2 separate regions of the Homo sapiens genome follow, and region 1 is linked to region 2. Evidence: chromatin loops called from intact Hi-C (ENCODE). Cell type or tissue: B cell. All regions are shown on one strand.

Region 1 (8,000 bases), 1.8 Mb after region 2:
TGATCAGCAAGTTCTTCATTGAAAGGAAATCCAAGAAGCACGCCTCCACAGCCACTAGGATAATCTAGTCTCTTGGGACTATGATACAAAAAGCGAAGGCTTATTTCTTGGTTATGTTACATGTTATTTGTGGATTAACTGTGGTTCTATTCTATTTTGTCCCAAGTTCAGGACCCAAGCTAAGAGAGGAGCCACCATTTAGAGCATTGCCAGTAGGTGTGGTAGAGGGAGAGCTCCATTAGGTTTCACACTAACAAGAGCTCACAATTCATTGGCCAAACTAGGTCATATGATTCCCACCCAACCACAGAGGAGAAGAAAGTTCAATCCTACCACATGCTTGGAAAGCAGAGAGCCTAAAACAAGCAACACCAACAATTACAACAGTGAACAAATTGGTTAACTCCCAAAGCCTCCTTTATGTTCTATAAATAACAATTTGTGGGGTACTCAATAAGCCCAAAGGTTTGTATTGGTTTTTTTCCCTGATAACTTATAAGTCATCATTTCTCTAAGAACCCTTTCTATTTATAGCAGTAGAGACATTAAGTCTCCCTGTTTTGTAAGGAATAAATCCAATGCTCCCTTTTGGTTGTTTGGAAGCAAGGCAAGTAGAAATTCACCATTTCGGGAGGAAGCATTGGAGCTCCAGCTCTTTCAACTATTGGGCAGAATCACCCAGCATCCCCACCTCTGTCCATTTCTACAAACTGTAAAACTCTCTAAGCTTTCTGAGAAGGTGGTGAGAAATTTTTCCAGGAACCTACTATGAGAGAAGAAGATGAGGCCACAAACTATTTCTTGAGAGTCAAAGTTATTAAAACCAATTTTGGTGTTTGGAAGTATTTCTGTCTGAGGCCTAATGTTAGAAAAGAAAGCCATACGTTGATGAAAAAATTTTCCTGAGAATAGAAAGAGACTTGATCAGGATGCTGGCTTCTGCACCAGTATTTACATTGCCAAAAGAGAATATGGTCCTGGGTTTACGAAAAGACCAACTGAAGATTCTACACAAAATCTTCTCCTGGTCATGGGATTTAACCCCAAAGAAGTACCTGTGAGTGGAGATACTAACTAACAAAGCCTTGTAAGTGAAGAACTGTAACTTGGAGACCAAGGCAAATGTGAGATAATCTGTAATATGGGTAAAAGGAGATTCTAGCACCATATCAAAGAGAGCACCTCAGCTATCACAGGTCACTTAATAGAAACAGAATTGAATTGCATGGTAAAGGAAATCAAAATATTTTACCCCAAAATATATTTCTTTGACAAATTTTGAAATCGCTGTCATAGAGCCAGAAGATTGAGATGGAAGAAATTTGTATCTGTAGAGAATCTCTACTAAAGCAGCCAGGCCTTCCCTTTCTAGGCTTTTCCTGGATCTGGAAGAAGTCTACTAAAAGTCTGATAACTTTAAAAGTCTGAAAAGAAACACTTACAATTTATTCCCTCTGAGGGCTACTACCTATGAGGCTTCATCTATATAACAAGACTACTTTTGCTAGCCAAACCTCTTCCTTTCTCACTCCCATGACCTGTCTTGCCACGAAAACCTGATTTACCAACATATCTGTTTTGGGCCATGCTCTGAGCCTGCATTCTTTCTATTGCCTCGAGATAATAGATAAACTTCTGTACTCTGTTGGGGGGTTGGATCTTCCTTCTGAAGGATCCCATGTATACATGTTAAATAAATTTGTATGCCTTTTCTCCTATTAATCAATCTGCCTCATGTCCATGATTTTTCAGTGAGGGCCTTGGCCCCCACAAGGGCAAGACAAGTAGAACCCTTTGGAGTTCCAAGCAATTTCTTTGCTTTTCTCCTCCTCAGGGTGCAGCAAGGTGGACCCTTAGGATTGTAGGATTGGCTAAACCACTATTCTTGTGCTTGTTACAAAGAAGAAAACCTAGAGAGAGAGGGGCTAAACTCTCTGCTAATATGAATCTAAGAAGACAAGAGGGCTGGGTGGAGTGGCTCATGCCTGTAATCCTAGCACTTTGGGAGGCCAAGGCAGGTGGATTGTTTGAGCCCAGGAGTTCGAGACCAGTCTGGACAACATGGCAAAATCCTGTCTCTACAAAAAATATTAAATACCAAAAATTATCCGGGTGTGGTGGCATGTGCCTGTAGTCATAGCTGTTCAGGAGGCTGAGGTGGGAGGATCACCTGAGCCTGGGAGATCAGGGCTGCAGTGAGCCATGATTGTGACACTGCACTGCAGCTTGAGTGACAGAGTGAGACCTTGTCTCAAAAAAAAAAAAAAAAAGAAGAAGAAGAAGAAGGACAAGAGCAGCTTGGGGCATTGTACTTGGGGGGGCATTATTTTTTTTCCCTGAATCTAATGTGATCAGAAAATGTTGATTTGTAAAGCTATGTTTTGAACACCCCAACAAGAACTCCTAAGGGAAAATTACTCTAATTTGTTTTTGTATGATCTGTCTTGATTCCTGGGGATTTCATTTGAATATGGACTTGTACAAATCACAATCATCAGTAATATTTCTCTGAATCTTTTTCCCATGCCTGCTAAAGTAAGATCTTCGGGTTGGGGTGGAGGGAGAGGAAAGGACAGAGGCACTATTTCTAGGAGTCTCCAAGGGACACCTTGCCTGAGCCCACAGAAATATTTCTTTTTGCCACTCCATGGCATTAGCCATTTCTTTTTTCTGCTGTGTTTCCCTGTAGCTGAGATGTCAGGCCACCCATGCCCTCAAGAGGCAATGTCCTTCAGTTTATAACAACTCTGTCATCATAGGTGAGAGCCTTGGCACTGCCACGGGTGAGATAACATAACAGGGCAACTCACTGGGTTATTTAGAGCCTTTGTTCTACCATATCTGGGCTATGTTTTCCTCAGAAGCAGAGACAATTCCTCTTTCCTCATCTTGGCATTTTAAATGCTACTCCAAAACAAAGCTGCACTGTTTTAGATCCTGAGTAAAAGCATTTCAATGCAGCTATTCTGCCAGTTTTTTCCTGTAGTTTTCTCACCCCAGGACTTCAGCGTCAGTCAGTGGGGATTAGATTGGAGAACTGGCTGAGCAGTAGGACATGTTAATACTCAAAATCATCCCAACCCCGATTAACATGGGCATTGTTATTAGGAAGGACAGTTGAGACAATCCACTTTGTTTGGAGGAGTTATTTCCCAAGAGACTTCTTGATCTTTCATCGAAGGGGAAACCTGGTGACCCCTAGCTCCACTGAGCAGAGGCAAGAAGCTCACAGACAGACTCTTGCTACCCATGCAGAGATCATATTGCCCCATGTTTAGTGAAACACAGTGACTGGACAATGGGGGTGAAAAGTGAGGAGTGAGCACTCCGAAGCTTGAAGGCAGGGGTCAGGTGTCTCTACTTCTCTCTAGTATTTAGACCACACCCTCTTATATCTGTTATCCGCCTGGTGCTAATCTGTTGTGAGCACAAAAGATAAGAAGCAGAGAGACAAGGCAATGTCTTCTTTCCAAGTGAAGGTATATTGTGAGCATAGGTACTAACGGGAAGGTGGCAAATACGCTGGAAAATACCCTGACACATACAGCATTAGCACACAGGTATTTTTTGTTGGATGCTGTAAAATTCAGAGAAAGTTTGCCAAGAGGCAGAGTGAAAAAAAAAATTGGGTTATTATTTTAGAAACTGATTTTGAAAGAAGGAAGATTAAAAAAAGAAAAAAAGCCTTCTTACTAGAAGATACAGCTGACCTCAGAAATAAGCAGATGCGCCTCCACCACCAGGAGACAGTTTTAGAAAGGATTCCCCCTTGTTAGCTCAAGTTTATTCTTATCCCTAAGCACAAACTCCCTAGGGGATTTGGACACAGGCTGATTGCAGAATTCCATATGTTGAGAGCCAGAGTAGCATAATAGCAGGGAATACAGACTTTGAAAGCAACCTGCCTGTGTTGAAAGACCTTAGATGTGACATTTAACTAGCTGTGTGCTAGTGAGCAACTGACTTAACCTCTCTATGTCTCAGTTATCCCTTTTTGATAGATGAGGTGAGGACGCCTGCCTTACATAACTGCAGTAAGAATCACGTGGCTATATGTCAAAAGCGCTTAGCTCAGTTCTCTGCACATAATCATTCGAAAGATGTTGGCTTTAACATTTTGTTACCATCTAATTTTAAGATTGACACAGTAGAAATCAGAAATCTAATATGTATGCAGATATTTAGACTCAGGGCTCAACTTGCTTTAAAACTTTGTTCTAAAGAATATAATTTACTTAAGTATATTTGAATTTTTACAAGTTATTTGCACAAATGTGCAGAAATCCAATTGTATTACCAAACATGATTAAGACCCACCATCTTGAATCACGGAAAACACGTTTCCGGCAAAGCTGGGCTCTGAGATTATGGTACAGTGCTGACATCTGGTGGCAGCAAGCCCTGAAACATGAAATTGAAGTTCTCTCACTAAAAGGAAATAGGTAAACACCCATAAATAAGCCTTCATAAAGGAAATAGGTAAACACCCATAATAAGTTTTCATTGGGCGGATAGGTTTTAGAACTCCTTCAAACTCTAAAATATAAATGAGTCTTAGAATTTTTATAGATAAGAAACTCCAAATGACTAATAAACATACTAAAGATGCTTATCTCCCCTAAAAACCAAAGAAATGAAAACTGAAGCAATTAGATACCATTATACCATTTTTATCCAACAGACTGAGAAATAGTAAAAAGACTGATAATACTAATTGGAGATGAGTATGGAAAAATTGGGACTTTCAAACACTGCTGTCCAAATTTGAAGTGCTATTTTGCTGTACCAATAGACATTTAGCAGAATCTGGTAAAAGTGATGATGTGCATGGCCTGTAGCTCAGCAATTCTAGTTCAGGGTATGTATTCCAGACCCCAGGAAAAGCCTGTGCTCAAAGAAATGTGGTAAGGATACAAATAATACATGGCAGCATTATTTGTAACAGCAAAAAAAAAAAAAACCTGGAAACATCCTAAATGTTCAGCAATAGGATGATGGCTAATATGTCACATGCACATACTTAAAAGGATAAAACAGTAAAATGAAATGCACTAGAACCACATGCATCAACATGGATAAATCTTGAAAACAACAGTGAGACATGGAAACTTCAGAATGTCACATAGAGTATGCTATTTATTGAATATAAAAACACAAGAGAATACTATATATTGTTTTGGAAAACTAAACATATAATATAAAAATATAAAATGGGAAGAAACCCATCAACTTCAGGGTAGTGATTACCTTTAGGGAGGGAGGAGGGAGAATAGGATTGGGAAGGGGAATAAAGGAAGTTTAACTATAACTGCAATTTCAGTTATTAAAATTTCTTAATCTCTCTAACATTTTTATACCATTTATTTTTTGCTATTTATTGTATCCTTCAATATTTTCTGCACATTTATATACATACAATGGAATATTACTCAGCTATAAAAAGGAATGAAATTCTGATACATGCTACAACATTGATGAATCTTGAGGACATTATACTAAGTGAAATAAGCCAGTCATAAAAGGACAAATATTGTATAATCCCACTTCTATATAGTACCTAGAATAGGCAAATTCATAAAGACAGAAAGTAGAATAGAGTTTACTGGAGCTGGGGGTAGGAAGAATGAGGAGTTATTGTTTAATGGGTAGAGATTTTCTGTTTAGGATGATAAGGAAGTTCTAGAGATGGATGGTGGCAATGGTTGCACAACAATGTGAATGTACTTAATGCTACTGAATTACACACTTAAAAATAGTTACAATGGCTTTATGTTTATATATATATATATAACCACACATAAAAAAATTAAAAACCTATAAGTCAGTTCCTGCCCTTTGGGCAACCACTCCAAGCATGGCAGAGAAGTAGGATATCTCCATATCTGTGCTGGCAGTTGTACAGAAGTTGGTGGAGAGGCAAAGAGGTGGCTGTCGCTGGCATTTCTTTTTTTTTTTTTTTTTTTTTGAATTAGAGCTGTAGTAAGAGGATGAAACCAAAGTTTAGGTTTCGGCATCTAAAGACTAGAAAAATTGTATTTTATTGCTTCTTGAAATGCTAGCTTTTGCTGCCCTCTAACCAACAGGAGACCAGGGCCAGCTGAGCCTTCTTGTCTTTGAGTAAGGTCTGCTTCTTTCACTCCCCCTGGGCCCACCTCCCCTGGGGAGGTGTGACTTGATTCAATTTCCTGAGAATCTGGGGTGTAGTGAAAGGATGCCAGAAGGTGGCAGCAAAAGACCACCTCGTGGAAAAGACCTTCTGCTTTCTTCTCTTCACTCTCCTGGGCATCTGGCAGAAGTTGGCTTTGATTGCCAGGGTCCCCACCTCAATTCAAGATGAAGCCTAGTGTAGTAACACCATGCCTGGGGCCAAGAGAGACACACCAAGCACAAGGTAATCAAGAGGCAATAATTCAAGAAAGGGTGCTTCCAAAGGCAAGGGAAGGATAGGAAAAGATATAGGTGAACCTGGCCAGTTAAACTCAATGAAACTTCCTATGTTTGGGGCTCTGTGGACCCAAAGCTGGGTAAAGCAATCTCTTTCCTTGAGACATAGTCTAGTAAGAGAGATTAAATATATGCGCTTACATGAGGAAAAACAAAAGATCAAGGCCCAAGGTTTTTGGAATGAGCCCACGTTGGGTATTTTCCTTTCCCCTCCAGATCTACTTTTTCTACCCTTTTCCTTACCTCTCCCTGTCCAGAGATGCTGATCTGTATAGATTGGAAGCCAGAAGATAAAGGCACCTGTGAAAATGTTGGCAAGATGACAAGGAAATAGGTAAATGTGCTCAGGCTTTTATTCCCAGGACTCCCTCCTGTGATGTTGCCTTGGCCTGGCCCTGTTGCGGAAGATCTGTTCCTCTCAATGGGCCTGCTCTACAGGATTCTCTCTCATTCTAGTTTCCAGCAACCTTTCCTTCCCCTCATCTCTTCTAGCCTAGTGGTAGTAGTAGCTGCTTCTAGTCTTGGGTTCCTGCACTCTCTTGTAGTCCTCTTCACCCCACCTATGCTTTAATTAAACCCTTTGTAAATAAACCCTCCTTAAATGATCCTAATTCGTGTATGCCATCTGTTTCCTGTTGGGATCCTGCCTGACACAACACCTGGCTAAATTATATTCATCCTCTACAACTAAGCTCATATAAAACAAGGAATAGCAAGGAGTGGTTTACATGAAGGCTGTGGCATGTTTTCACAGAGGACTATGAGTAATTCAGTACCACCAGAAAATAAGTTATAAGACTAGACGTGGCAGTTCAGTTAAAGGTGACAAGGAGTTAATATGAGACACGAGGTTCTCTTGATCTGGCACCTAGCATCTTAAACTTATGTCTGAGGAATAAAGGCAGTTCTTAAAGGGCACCGATTAGTTAAGTGGTTTAGAATCTTGAATATAATTTCTACCCAACATAGAGATTTAAGACAGTAGTTAAGGCATAAAGTTAGCAACATGGAAACCAGTTAGGAAAAATTTACCACAACCTAAAGACATGGCAATTTGAACCAGATTTTTTTTTTTTAAGTTTTAAGTTCAGGGGTACATATGCACAATGTGCAGGTTTGTTACATAGGTAAATATGTGTCATGGGGTTTGTTGTACACATTATTTCATCAGCCAGGTATTAAGCCTAGTATCCATTAGTTATTTTTCCTGATACTCTTCCTCCTCCCACCTTCCATCCTCCAATAGGCCCCAGTGTGTGTAGTTCCCCTCTATGTGTCCATGTTGAACCAGATTCACGGTACTTGGAATGCATATGATAAATATTTAGAAGGTAAAACATCAATAGACCTGGATATTCAAATATTAGGGATGTCAAGGAATAAAATAAAACCACCAGAGGTTTAAAAATTACAAAATTGGGTGCTATGGTTTGAATGTTTCCTCTAAAACTCATGTTGAAATTTAACTGTCATTGCAACAGTATTAAAAGATAGGACCTTTAAGAGGTAAGACCTTTGGCTGGGTGCGGTGGATCACACCTGTAATCCTAGGACTT
Region 2 (8,000 bases):
AAGCAGGACTAATAACCAAAGCCCTTTGCTCTTTACATCACACCACAGTGCCTCCTGGGTCTGCATAGTTTTTATATATCCTAAGATCCAATCACACAATAGTGCTAATATGGTAATACTGACTTGAATGACAGGCTATCAAGACTGTTACAGAACCGGCTTATTTCAGCTGCATTGTAACTAGTGATAGTCAGAAACTAGATACTGCGCTTTTCCTAACAAATATACAAGTATTCTCATTCATTTCCAAACAATGTCTAGGTTGTGTTAGAAATTCAACAGTTAAACAAAATTCGCTAAGAGCTGACCTGGACTCAAAATCAAAATAAAGAATATTCTAATCTAGTCATAGAAAGAACTAGGACAAGTACTAATGTGTTCATTTCAATAAATATTAATAACAAAATAAGTAAATGAAAGTCATTATTGACTCAACATATTTTTCCTTAGTGTACTGAAATGAATGACCAAATGATACTTTAAGAAAGGAATCCAAGCAGAACCTTGGAAGGATTATAGTAGCAAAGTCAATTTCTGCTGCTGGGTTCTACCTTTATCTCATAATCAAGTTGAAGAATAAAGATCCCAGCTGCCTTTGGCAACAACACAGGTCAGGTTGGCTTTAATGAGGCTATCTTCCTCATTGACCTTCAGGAAAGTTGACCTCAGCTAGTGAAGAGTAGAGGCCTAGACAGGCCACCATAGAAATCTGGGTCAACTGCAAACTCATAATTTCTTTGATTCTTTTTTACATGTTTCACTACTAGCTCTATACATTTTGTTGTCTTTTTTCACACACACAAACAGAAATCCAAGCACCTTCTAATTTCTTTGAATTCTTGCCCATTGAAAAAAAATTCCTATGGCCCCAAATATCATCATCAGGTGAATAAAGAAAGGAAGCAGCATACCATTAATTCAGTGTTTGACTGATGTGAAAATTTTCTTAAATAGGCAAATGTGTATTAATTAGAAATCAATCTTAGCTGCATTAAGCATTTACAAATTAATGGGGTTTTGTTAATATATTTCCCAAAGAGTTTTCAGTTCTGATAAGTGTAACAAATTTGTATATGACAAAAATAGAAATACAATGCTCTAAGTTTGTCTAAAAGGTGCAATTGCTCTGTTGCTTTTCATTTTGGGAAATGTAAACCAAAGGGGGGAAGATCAGGGCATTTGACTATTAGAAAAACCAGACACCTATTTCAACATGGTATTCCTTACTTTATACAAGAAAATTAGAGAAATATCAGTTTATAACTCAATTACTTTTCAATATTAAAGTCTTAAAAATCATACATGTTAGAGCCCGAAGGAACTTTGTGGGATGACAGAATGCATACATTTGTCAAAACTCACTGAAGTGTACAATTAGATGGGTACATTTTATTGTGCATACACGTTCTTCAATAAAATTTAAAAAGCAAACGAGAAGTTACTGAAATAAAATGGGAATTCAACTAATATGTCAAAGAAAAAAAATGTTCTTCACATACCTGTGCTTTATACTTTCATAATTGTGTTATCTATAATTTACTTTCTATATTTATTAACTGATAGCTGAGGAGCTCAACAAGGACACGTTGACAGGATAGATTTCCTTACCACCCATTTCTCCCCCAAATCTTCTTCCAGGATGGGGCCAGCCCAGGAAATACTGACAGCAGGGCCAAAACTTTTCCCAGAAAGCAATTTGTGGTCTGTTTCAATATGTAAAAAATGAATGAGGTAAAAATTCTGTACGGCATAGTGAAATGATTATCTGAGGTTTTTTTTTCTTTTAATAATATGGGTTTCCCCATCCAGCTACAGAATCCTTTTGTCAACAAAGTCTCATAAAAATAGTATAAAACAAATTTATCGTAAAGAAATAACTACCAATATGTGATACTTATTTGAAAAAGGACCAAGAAAAATGAGTTAATTGTTTTGATAAATACTTTGAAATCACAGATACTGACAGCCCTCCTTGATTTTTCCCTGAATAGCTCTTTTGCCATTTCATCAAATTTGGAATGGGCAAAGCATAAGTTTCCTTAAAAACTGACTTAGAGACGAGGCACGGTAGCTCGTGCCTGTAATTCTACTAGCACTTTGGGAGGCTGAGGCAGGTGGATCGCTTCAGCCCAGGAGTTTGGGACCAGATTGGGCAACATGGTGAAACCCTGTTCCTACAAAAAATACAAAAATTAGCTGGGTGCGGTGACGTGTGCCTGTAGTCCCAGCTACTCAGGAGGCTGGGGTGGGAGGATCACCTGAGCCCGAGAGGTGGAGGTTGCAGTCAGCCAAGATCATGCCACTGCACTCCAGCCTGGGAGACAGAGTGAGATCCTGTCTAAAAATAAACAAATAAATAAATAAAAATAAAAAATAAAATAAAACTGACTTAGAAGCAAAGGCATCTAGTATCTGATTCACACACAGTTGAGTGTAACTGCAGCAAGGCAGGATGCTCAGAGCCAGTGAAAACAAACAGATGGAAGGAAGGCGGGGCCTTAACTCCTCTTCACTTAGGAATCATTTGTCATTTAGCATTGATGACACAATATTATGGGAAAGAAATACAGTAAATACCTTATTTAAGTCATTCTAGATAATGGTTTATTTCATATAAGTGACTTTTCTGGACAGGGTACCAACCTGTCCTGGTTTGCCTGGAACTTTCTCAGTTGTGGCACCGAGGATCTTTCCAGGTTGAAAGTCCTGGGTTCTGAGAACCCACCCTCATTCCCAGGCAAACCAAGATGACTGGTCACCCTACTTCCACAGATCTGGCATCTATCCTTTTAAGCACTAACACATTCTGCTGGCAGGCAGTTATGATATAATAGATAGGGCAATAGACTTGTAGTCAAAAGACCTGTCTTTCCTGTCTTCATCACTTAGTAGCTGCATAACCTTAGAACATCTGTTTCCTCATTTGTAAAATAGAAAGAGTAAGATAACAACTCCTATACAGGGTTGTAGTTAGGCCTGGATGATTAATAAAGTATGTGAGAGTGCACATGCACAATAAGTTTTGTTTTCTTTTCCTTTCATCATTTTTGGTGGAAATCATTCTATGTTTAACAAATGTCAATCAAACCGAGTTTGACACCAAGAAGGCAGCAATGTGAACATCTATTAGTAAACCACACTGCTATATATAGTGTAGTTCTATGCCTACTTTAACTTTGCAGTTTTTCATCTACAGTTTTTTGGGAAATCACATATTTCGTAAAAAACCTCAAGATGACCATAGGGTTATTTGGGAAAAAAACTAGACACACTCAAAATGTTTAATAATAAGGACACTAGTTAAGAAAAGTAAAACAGAACCCATGTAGCTGTATGTGTGTGGCCTACTGATTACCAAAATTATTAATCTTCCAGACAGCCCTTGGAGTCATCTTCACACCATCTACCACTTCTCCTCTACTTCCTATATGCAGCTGCCAAAACCTGTCCATTCTATTTCTGCAACACCTGTCAAAACTATCTTTCCCTTACTGCGGTTACCCTAGTTTCAGCCCTCAACAATTCTTGACTGGATCACAGCAAAGATCTTTAAATGGGTTTCTTTGCCTCTAGTTTCTTCTCTTTAGACTCATTAAAGTGTCATCATAGTTTTACTCTAAAACAGATATTATATTATTCCAAAACCTTCACTGAGCTCCATTCCATACAGCAAGACATTATAATCCCTAAGCATGGCTTTGAAAGCCTTCCAAAAAATCTTTTAAGTCCAACAACTTAACTAGGGTTCACAGACCTATTTAACAGTATAACTGGAAATAGAAGCTAGCTCTCCGGCTTCTTAGTCAAACAATTTAGCTCTTGTTTTTTTTTTTTGAAGTCACACATTTATACATTCCTTTCCAGTAGCTTCTTCCTTCAGCCTCCCTGACCCCAATCCTGAACCACCCGCAGCTTGTGCACCGGCCCCCTGCTCTCTGTCCCCTGACAAATGTTGTTCCCTCTGTATGATACTCCACGTGCTTCCTTCTCTGCCTGGTAAACCCCTACTTGTTCATCAAGATCCCACTTAGACGTTGCCTCAAAGTTCTCTTTAACAATCTCCCAAGCTGAGGGAGGCATACCCTGCTGCAATCTAGCAACCGCCTCCATAGATGCCTCAAGATCTTGGCATTTACCAAATCATTCCACTGCTGGTGATTTCCATTCCTGCCAATCCTGCTAGAAGGCAACATCAAGCATACAGGACCCATTTACCCAACTTAGACTCAACATCTATTATACATCTCCTGTCTCACATCAAAGTGTATGTATCACTGAATCAGAGAATGTTAGAAACAGAAGTGACAGCAAGACAGTCATCATCACATGCTCCTCTCTATCCTCAAATTTTACTCAGAAGGAAAATGAGGCCCTAGTAAGACATGCCCGAAGTCACACAGATATTTCATAGCAGAACTGGAAGATGAACCCAGGTCTCAGATTCCCAATCTAGCAATCTTTCTGTTACCCCATAGGCTGTGTGGAAGAGGATACTAAAAATGCCAAAACTTCAAGGAAATCTACTCCAGGTGGCATATCACAATGATTAAAGACTTCTCAGAGAATGACCAAGAAATGCCATCTACTTGCAGATAACTGGGTATGAATGTTAAAATGGAAAACTTCAAGGTACTACTACTACTGAATGCACTTGTTTTAAACAAAAGTAATATATGCCTAACTTTTTATGTCACTGGATGGTTTATATACTATATTATTTAATATTATAAATTACACGTCCCCAAAAAAGTTTCACTTGGAAAGAATATTTAAGATTGTAAGTTTTAACAATTTCTTAAATCCATTTATGTATGTGGATATTGTCTTTGGTTAATTATTCAGGGGTAATTTTATTAGGTTAAATGATCACAATTCCAAAAGCAGCATGTTTATGCAAAGAGCCTATCTAATTTTCTTCCACTAGAGGGAACTAAAGATCATATTATAGCTAGCTGGGCACCCAGCGTTTCACCAAGGTCTCTGGCTTTAGACAATATTATTGGTCTCAATAATAAAATACAAAGATGAGATGATTATTTGCCTTTAATGTGTCTAACAACAATAACCATCAGCTAACATTTACTGAGTACTTACTATGAGTCAGGCTCTATTTTAGATGTGTTGACCCATTTAACCTCGCAATAATTCTAAGGGGCAGATGATGCTCATGTTATATATGAATAGACAGAGAGCAGTTAAGTAACTCATTCACAGAACTAATAAGCTGCGGCCAGGGGCGGTGGCTCACGCCTGTAATCCCAGCACTTTGGGAGGCCAAGGCAGGTGGATCACCTGAGGTCAGGAATCTGAGACTAGCCTGGACAACATGGTGAAACCCCGTCTCCACTAATAATATAAAAATCAGCTGGGTGTGGTAGCACATGCCTGTAATCCCAGCTACTTGGGAGGCTGAGGCAGAAGAATTGCTTGAACCTGGGAGGCAGAGGGTGCAGTGAGCTGAGATCATGCCACTGCACTCCAGCCTAGGTGACAGAGCAAGACTGTCTCAAAAATAAAAATAAAAAGAACTAACAAGCTGCAAAGCAAAGATTGGAACCCAGGTAGAACCAATAAGCTGCAAAGCAAAGACTGGAACCTAGGTAGTCTGGCCCCAGAACCTATGCTCTTAATAACTCTGCTATATTGCTTCTTAGGTCTACAATGACTCAATTCTGAAGATGAACTTTATAGGTTAGCTATTTCTCTGAATTAATTCTAAAAATGGAAATACAAAGTCTTGATTAAAATAAAGCTCAATCAAGCAAATTTCCGTAATAAAATCATACCTTTCAAAAAAATCTTAGGTTTCAATTTCAATTCAATTTTCAATTTCAATTCAGTTTTCAATCTTAGTCCTTTCAATTTAAGTCACTTGATTATATTTGTGTAAAACTAGTTTTCTATTAAGACAGAATCATTAAAAACACAATGACAGCCAGGTGCAGTGGCTCACGCCTGTAATCCCAGCACTTTGGGAGGCTGAGGTGGGCAGATCACTTGAGGCCAGGAGTTCAAAACCACCCTGGCCAACATGGTAAAACCCTGTCTCTACTAAAAGTATAAAAATTAGCTGGGTGTGGTGGCGTGCGCCTGTAATCCCAGCTACTCAGGAGGCTGAGGCAGGGGACTCGCTTGAACCCGGGAGGCAGTGAGCCGGTTGCAGTGAGCTGAGATCACACCACTGCACTCCAGCCTGGGAGACAGAGCAAGACTCTGTCTCAGAAAAAACCCAGAAAACCCCCACAATGACTAGGTGGGACTTCTGGAATGGCTGTATAAAGGAGCTCAGGGATATCTCTCCCCTGGAGAGACATATATTTAGCTGGTCAAAAATCACAATCATTCAAAGTCCCTGGAGACTGATCAAAGGGCTTACAACAAATAGAGAAGCATTTATTCAATAGAATCTACAGAAATTCGATAAGAACAATAAGAGGCTGTAGCATTCGAGATAGGGACCACACAGGGACTGCACCTGTCCCCCCACAGCTCTGTTTTGCCAAAGAACTGTTTTAAGGAGTTCAGCAGCTAAGGGCAGATCCGCCCCTTGAGATGGAAGAGCTACTCGGGGTGGATTTGGCAGCTAGTAAACATTGGCAGATCCCATTTTCCACGGCTCCATGCTGTGGAAGGCCTATATAGAGCAAGCGGCAGAAGCTGATGGCAGCAGCCATTTCTCTCCCCTGAACTCCAGCTAAAAACAGAGGAATCAGGTGAGGAAGCTGGTAAACAGTGTAGTCCCCCCTGCCCACACAGCTCTGTGTTGTCAAGAGAGCTACAGAGATGTGTTTGGCAGCTGAGTGGCAGCTCCCATCTCCTTCAACTTCCTAGGGTGAAAGAACTATTCTGAGTACTTTCAGCACCTGGTGAACACTGACAGATATCATACTCCCTGGTTTTGAGCTGTGGAAGATCCACACTGAGTAGCAGCAGAGGCAAAAGGAGGCACAGTTCATACCTCCTCCTTCCCGGCAACACAAAAACCCTGCTTCAGAGGGAGGATCTGGGTGGAACAGCCAATGAGGAGTGAGTTCCCCATTTTCCCCAGCTCCTACTCTATAGTGCAGAGATTCTGCTCAGGGAAGGGTATAGCAAGTCTCAAAGACTAGAAAAACTTGTCCCTGACAAGGGACTCAATGTTATTTTATTTTTATTTATTTTTATTTTTTCTTTTCTTTTCTTTTATTATTATTATACTTTAAGTTTTAGGGTACATGTGCACAATGTGCAGGTTAGTTACATATGTATACATGTGCCATGCTGGTGTGCTGCACCCATTAACTCGTCATTTAGCATTAGGTATATCTCCTAATGCTATCCCTCCCCCCTTCCCCCACCCCACAACAGTCCCCAGAGTGTGATGTTCCCCTTCCTGTGTCCATGTGTTCTCACTGTTCAATTCCCACCTATGAGTGAGAACATGCGGTGTTTGGTTTTTTGTCCTTGCGATAGTTTACTGAGAATGATGATTTCCAATTTCATCCATGAAGGGACCCAATTTTAATTGGATCAGACTATGGAGCAATTTATACCACAAGGCATTGTCAAAAAGAAGGGAGCAATCAGCTATCGATTGGTTAAGTTTAACACCAATAGAGGTAGCAGAGAAATGCATGGATAAGGACCACACCTGTCCTGAAGAGGGACATCAGAGGTTGCACTGAACTAGTCCAGCAAGTAACTAAAAAAGAATAACCCTGGAGTGGAGGAAGGTGTCAGTATCCACAGTTGCTATAACAAAGTGTTAGGAGACATGCAAAATGCAGAAAAGTGTGACCTTTACAAAGGAGGGGAAAAAAAAGCAGAAAATAGAAACTGCCTTTGAGGGAGCCCAGATGTTGGAATTAGCAGAAAAGACTTCAAAGCAGCTATTATAAATACTCTCAGCTGGTGACTAAGAGCAGCAGGAATACTTAAGCAGGCTAATTCCTGTGAGATATGGGTCTCTGATGGTCAACTTTGGCTCAAGGACTCCCAATACGCCTTGCCAAAACATCCTT

The links. Peaks named below come from ENCODE experiments on the same cell type or tissue, not always from the same donor. Only the 100,000 strongest peaks of a DNase experiment are listed, where the experiment ranks them.
Region 1: it touches region 2 in a loop (17-fold over the local background); 65 of 110 quality-filtered maps call a loop at or near these places.

Annotation. Positions count from the first base shown.
Region 1 is chrX:43,553,639-43,561,638 of GRCh38, forward strand. No RefSeq gene overlaps it. Among named protein-coding and RNA genes, the nearest start is that of MAOA, 99 kb to the right of the region's middle. In B cell, CTCF peaks have their summits at 4,369 (motif pointing left), 4,581 and 6,226 (motif pointing right); DNase peaks (open chromatin) are centred at 4,373 and 6,223; H3K4me3 peaks cover 389 bases.
Region 2 is chrX:41,793,325-41,801,324 of GRCh38, forward strand. All of the region lies in intron 2 of CASK (calcium/calmodulin dependent serine protein kinase), which reads right to left. Among named protein-coding and RNA genes, the nearest start is that of GPR82, 73 kb to the left of the region's middle. In B cell, a CTCF peak has its summit at 4,923 (motif pointing right); a DNase peak (open chromatin) is centred at 4,967; H3K27ac peaks cover 1,228 bases.